Linked DNA regions of Homo sapiens: region 1 is linked to region 2. Evidence: chromatin contacts called from ENCODE Hi-C or POLR2A ChIA-PET data. All regions are on one chromosome and are shown on one strand. The core of a region is the stretch at or near the end of the contact, and the rest is flanking DNA. Distances in the headings are between cores, read along the strand shown.

Region 1 (2,700 bases), core at 170-2,669, 38 kb before region 2:
TCTGCCTATATTTTTAGCTAAGCATAGAGCTCTTGGTCTGGGAGACACTGAGAATTTCAAAATAGCTTGTTACCTAAAAATAAACTTCCTGAAATGAACTTGAGGCCCGAGAGGGATGAATGGCTTTATTTTTTTCTTCTATATTTACTGTTACCACAAGAAAGCAAATCTTAAATTTATATACGTTTATATTTTTAGAGACCCAGGAAACAGGTGCTATGCCCAAGCTACAAAGACAGTTGCAGGGCAAAGTATCTATGACAGAATCCTAAAATTCACAGGACAGAGAGTGACTGTGGAAAGGCATTGAAAGTGTTCCTCTCTAGGCAAGAGCGGAGGGAACATGAGGCTTTTCTTAGGCCTCTCTAAGGGTTATGCCTTGGAAAAGTACCTCACAACTTTCTGTGGCCCAGCAACTGTTCCAGCACCCCATGCGGTCTAAGTGCTTAATGTTTCTTAGTCTAGCATGTAAGTATTAATTCATGTTTGCTGGTTGAGTGCCTAGTAGCCTTGTCATACTTCACTGACTGTCCAAACTCATGTCTTAAACATCATCACCATCTCATTGAGGAAGAAAATGGGGAATGGGGTGTTACACCTTTATTTGAACTGCCCCTAGTTTGCAGCCTGTATTTTGCAAAGAATAGTCTGTCTTCCATATTTTATTGAATAAATGTGAATGAATATCACATTTATAATCACATTCCTCTCTAATCTGAGTGAAGAAGTTCTGTATCCTATCCTACATGGCATCAAGGGCCAAACATGGACTCCTTGTATTCATCCTGTGTTCACTCATTTATCCAATAAACATTTTTGTATGCCTGCTATGTGAAAGGTTCTCTTCCTGGCACTGGAGATATAGTAGGTAAGTGAGGTGGAGAAAGTTTCATGGAGCTTACATTTTTGTGGATAGATTATTAGCAAGTATGCGATGCAGATAGTTTGTGCAGACAATAAATAAAACAGAGTTGCTATAGGATGAAGAGGTGGCATTTGATCAGAGATCAGAAAAGTGACAGGAAGCTAAACAAAGGTAATAGCAAGTGAAAGGCCTGAGGAGGGAATGAACTTGGCTTCTTCCCAGAAGGGGGCAGGAGATTGGTGATGGTGGTGATAAGGGAGAGGTACAGAAGGCAGATCCTGAGGTGGATTCAGCTTTTATTTGCTGCGATCATAACTCCAATGCCTCACCAATGCTTGGGATTGTGTCTAGGAGGCACTCAGTAAGTGTTAGTTAATCAATTGATTTGCCTCAAACACAGAGAGAGATCAGTAGAACTAGTCCCTTGAAAAGAAGACCCTTATAGCTCTTTCAGGAGTAGGTCAGGAAAATGGCGGCAAAATCTTGTGCCTCCAGCAACGGTTCCTCCTTTGGTGTGGCACTTCATGACTCTGTGAGGTTATAGCCTCCCTGCCCAGCTGAGCGGTGATGCTCGCCTGGCTCCCACATCCTCTGTGCTGCCCTCTATTTTGGGTCACCCTGACTTGGTCTGTTTCCTGTCTTATTCACCAGCTAAACTATAATTTCCTTAAGGGTACTTTTATTTGTGGGCCCAGCACTCCGTACTATGCAGTGGGCCCATCTAGGTTTCTTTATTGAATGATAAGATTTTTGTAGAAAGTGGACCTTATGACAACCATTGACAAAAGCAAATGGCTACTCAACCACCCCAACCCCTCACCACCCCTCACCACGGTACAATGGATTTTATTACAAATTGCATACACCAGATAATTCTAATCTGATGTGAAGGAATTATTTTGCCTTTCTTCAGATTCATTCTCATGACATCAAGTTCATTTGAAATTGCATAACATCTTCAGGAATTCATTGGCAGGCTGCCTGGCAGTTGGATAATCATTTAATATATCTTTCTCTCTCCTCAGTTAATAACGACATGATAGTCACTGACAACAACGGTGCAGTCAAGTTTCCACAACTGTGTAAATTTTGTGATGTGAGATTTTCCACCTGTGACAACCAGAAATCCTGCATGAGCAACTGCAGCATCACCTCCATCTGTGAGAAGCCACAGGAAGTCTGTGTGGCTGTATGGTAAGCAAGCCTTTTAAGAAGTTATTCTTTCTTTTCCCCTTTTTACATAATGTATTCTCATAGTACACACAGTCAGTGTATCTCTGTCTCCTAAATGTAAACACCTGTTCCATTTCCCTTTCCTTTAGACCATCTCTCTTTCGATTATTAAATGTAGTTTCTAGGGGTGTTCTCTGCATGTATGTGTACGTTTATGTGGGTATATAAACGTATCATGATTATAAAATGATCATGATAAATGTAAAGATCATAAAATGATCTTTAATATAATAAATCTGGAAACTCTTTCTTGTATCAAGAAGAGGGATTTGCCGCTTAGTAGTCATTTAACCGACACCTCCTCAGCACCCCATAGTGAGACCAGGAGCTTTGTTCTCTTGAGGCAATCTCAGGTCTGGAAGAAGAGGTGATGAAAGGTTGGCTGTTGGAAGAGAAAACTACCAGCCAAAAATGGGGAATCTACTTGGAGAACCACAAAAACAACCTGTTTTTTTAGTCAGAAATTCTGGTTATATTATTCATATAACCATTGGGATAGATATGACTTCTTTCTCTCAGCTCAGAACTACATATTTCTTTTTTTTTTTTGAGATGGAGTCTTGCTCTGTCATTCAGGCTAGAGTGCCATGGCACAATCTTGG
Region 2 (2,700 bases), core at 188-2,687:
AAAAAAAAAAAAAAAAGTGCAAATGAACCAAAAAGAAAGGGAAGGGGCTGGGGGAAGAAAGAGACAGAAAAAAAGGAGGCGTTGGAGAGACGGCTGAGGAGAGACCAGGATTGAAACGCTTCATTTTCCTGGATTTCAAGGGAGCACAGTCTGGAAAGCAGATATGAAAACTCGGGGGTACTGCTTTGGGGAAAACCATCAACAACTTTGCTGCCCTGTTACATTGGGACTACAGTCAAAACAGCAGCTGTGCACCAGATGCTGACTTTCCGAGGAATACCATTGCTGTCCCAGAGACCTGCCCTCTGAGGGTTGTGGAACTGGGAAGAGACAGGCAAGCGTAGTTTTCTCTTAAGAGCCTTTTGAGACAAATTAAAAGAAGCTGCGAGGGCCGGGCGGTTGCGGGTGGCTTCCATCAGTGAAAAGACTGCAGAGAGAGGTGGCGGGAGGGAGATGGAAGTAAGAGAAAGTCGTTCTCAAGCAGTGAAATAAAGAGGTTTTTTAGAAAAGATGCCGTTTGAGGCACTCAGGGAAATTCTGAGGTGTTCAGCCCCGTCTGTCTGGCTTCAGAAACAGTCTGAGGGTGAGACAAAGACTTGGTTTGATGAACTAATTCTGCTGTGTAGGCATATGTCTTGGGTGGAGTGCCTCCAACCCTGGAACAAGAATTTGAGTACTAGTAGTTTATTTGGGAAGAGATTGCAGGAAATGCCAGTAAGAGAATGAGGAAATGAGTCAGGAAAGGGAAGGAAACCAGTAAAGGATATCTTATCAAGTGGGTTACCACCATGGGCAACTGGAGTATAACTACGAGCAGAACACACACCTCAGTGTCATACCACCTGACTCAAAGGAAGCTGGGTGTTTTATCTTTCCAATTCCCATCAGTTTGCTGGAGGGCTGCTCCAGGCCGAGCTGGGAGGGTTCACTCCAGCCCTTCTGCCTGTTCCTCCTGGAGTTGGGCCAGCCTAACCGGAAGAGCCAGTGCAATGGGGTTGGGAGGTGGCGGTGCAGCTGGCCCTGCAGCATCACACTGAATAATTGTAGGGGGCATATGTGACTATTCTTATTTTGTGGATATAGGAAGTGAGGCACAAACTCTTGGCATCTCTTTTCTAAGTCCTCATATCTACTTTTTAAAGGAGTCAGGGCAAAAACAACAAATAATACTTACAATGCATATTGTTAGCTCTTCCACTTTTGAAGTGCTAAACTCAGTCATACTCTCTAAGCCTTCGCTTTTTCTCTTAGAGGCAATTCCAATTTTTTTTAAAAAGGTGGTTCTTGTTATAGGTTAGCCAGGTGTAACATTTTCTCTGGACTCAGCCCACACACTCCTGAACTTGCTTTTTATGCAGTTCTTCACAAGAGAGAGGCCCAAGGTCAAGCATCATTTGATCAAATGTGCAAAGAGGAACTGCATTAATTCTATTGCCAACTATGCCCCAATCTGATGCCTGTAGCTAAAATGAGATTCTCATCCTTACCTCACCTCCACCACCAGTCACATCTACTTCCCTAAACCCAGAAAGGACAAGTGTTTGGGTTTAATGTGGGTAAATAATACCAGCTAAGGAGAGGGCTGCTCTTTGTAATTGTTTTTTTGCATAGCTGGCTTAGAAATTACAAATAACAACCACCCAGCAGATCCCATAAGGTTCCCCTTCTCAAGGTTGTATGCTGAGGAGGGCCCCATCAAGGCAGGGAGGGACACACTTGTCACATTTGGGAAGGGCATGTTCATACCAGGGACTGCCCCAGCTGTACTTGCTCTGGTTAGGGGAGAAATCTCTGCAATGCTTGGCAGAGATGAGCAAGCATGAAAGCTTCCTAAAAAGGCAAAGGCAAATTTCTTCAGAGTAACAGTAATAAAGTGCACAATTCTAAATGCTCTTCCTGGAATCCAGTGTACTATTTGGGCCTCAGTTTTCTCAACTGTAAAATGAGGATGTTGGATCCCGTCTCTGAAGACCTTTTCAATATTCTTTGTCTGACTCATTTGAAACCCTTAAAATATGTTTAATAACTTGTGCTCTTTTTTCCTGTGTCAAAATGCATCTCACATTCCTTAAGAAGCATTTAGGGCAATGTTGCTCCAAGTGTGGTCTTTGGCAGGTGCTGGTCCTCAAACTCTCTGTTACAGATTTGCAATATAAGGACAGAAACCAAGATGTGTTTTGTGCCTTTAATAGCAGTTTGATGTTGCCACAACACTCAAGTGGGATTCATTTTTCTTGTAATTCATTTCTACTGTATTTTACCAAAGCCTTTATTCCCAATGAATTGAGGGCAAAACATCTGGGCTTTTATAAAAAATTGATTGAGAAGTGCTCATTTGCAAGTAATAAGGGAAAAATTTTAATCACTTTTAATCTCACTATTCCACCTAAGCCACTTTTGTGAAAGAAACAGTGGTTAGGAGTTGGGGAGAGATTTACATTTCTTTATACATATTTGTTTAGTCATTTCATAGTTTTAATCACATGCATTTTCCAAAATAAAAATATTTTAAGCACCATCATGAAAAATAAATAAGATACACAGTTTGGACCCAAAGATTTTGCCAAAGTGGATTAAACATCCCAGTCTCCAGCTGCCTGAAACCCTGGGGAAAAAGTTGGGAGTGTCAAAGGTCTCAGGCCATCAACTTGTTGCCAATCACCAGCTCTGTCCAGTTCCCCAGGACTGCCTGGGCTCTGT

What was found. A loop is a pair of places that touch in the nucleus more often than their neighbours do. ChIA-PET counts read pairs that join two places held with the same protein, here RNA polymerase II (POLR2A). Pooled maps may share reads with other maps.
Region 1: a map of CD4-positive, alpha-beta T cell shows a loop between it and region 2 (2.3-fold over the local background). The contact joins two enhancer-like sites. A Hi-C loop is called at or near these places in 14 of 168 maps with a recorded cell type or tissue (A673, B cell, CD4-positive, alpha-beta T cell and 9 more), 3 of 37 single-sample maps with no recorded cell type and 16 of 50 pooled maps. POLR2A ChIA-PET finds 5 or more read pairs at or near these places in 24 of 52 experiments (AG04450, BJ, CD4-positive, alpha-beta T cell and 17 more).

What each region holds. Positions count from the first base shown.
Region 1 is chr3:30,642,857-30,645,556 of GRCh38, forward strand. It overlaps TGFBR2 (transforming growth factor beta receptor 2), which reads left to right. Exons shown (of 7, transcript NM_003242.6): 2 at 1,891-2,059. Among named protein-coding and RNA genes, the nearest start is that of TGFBR2, 38 kb to the left of the region's middle. Within about 2 kb of position 1,420, at least 20 of the 41 ENCODE cell types and tissues checked have a DNase peak (open chromatin) inside an H3K27ac peak, as active enhancers do; they include B cell and CD8-positive, alpha-beta T cell, where a contact is called at or near this core.
Region 2 is chr3:30,681,166-30,683,865 of GRCh38, forward strand. All of the region lies in intron 5 of TGFBR2 (transforming growth factor beta receptor 2), which reads left to right. Among named protein-coding and RNA genes, the nearest start is that of TGFBR2, 76 kb to the left of the region's middle. Within about 2 kb of position 1,438, at least 24 of the 41 ENCODE cell types and tissues checked have a DNase peak (open chromatin) inside an H3K27ac peak, as active enhancers do; they include B cell and CD8-positive, alpha-beta T cell, where a contact is called at or near this core.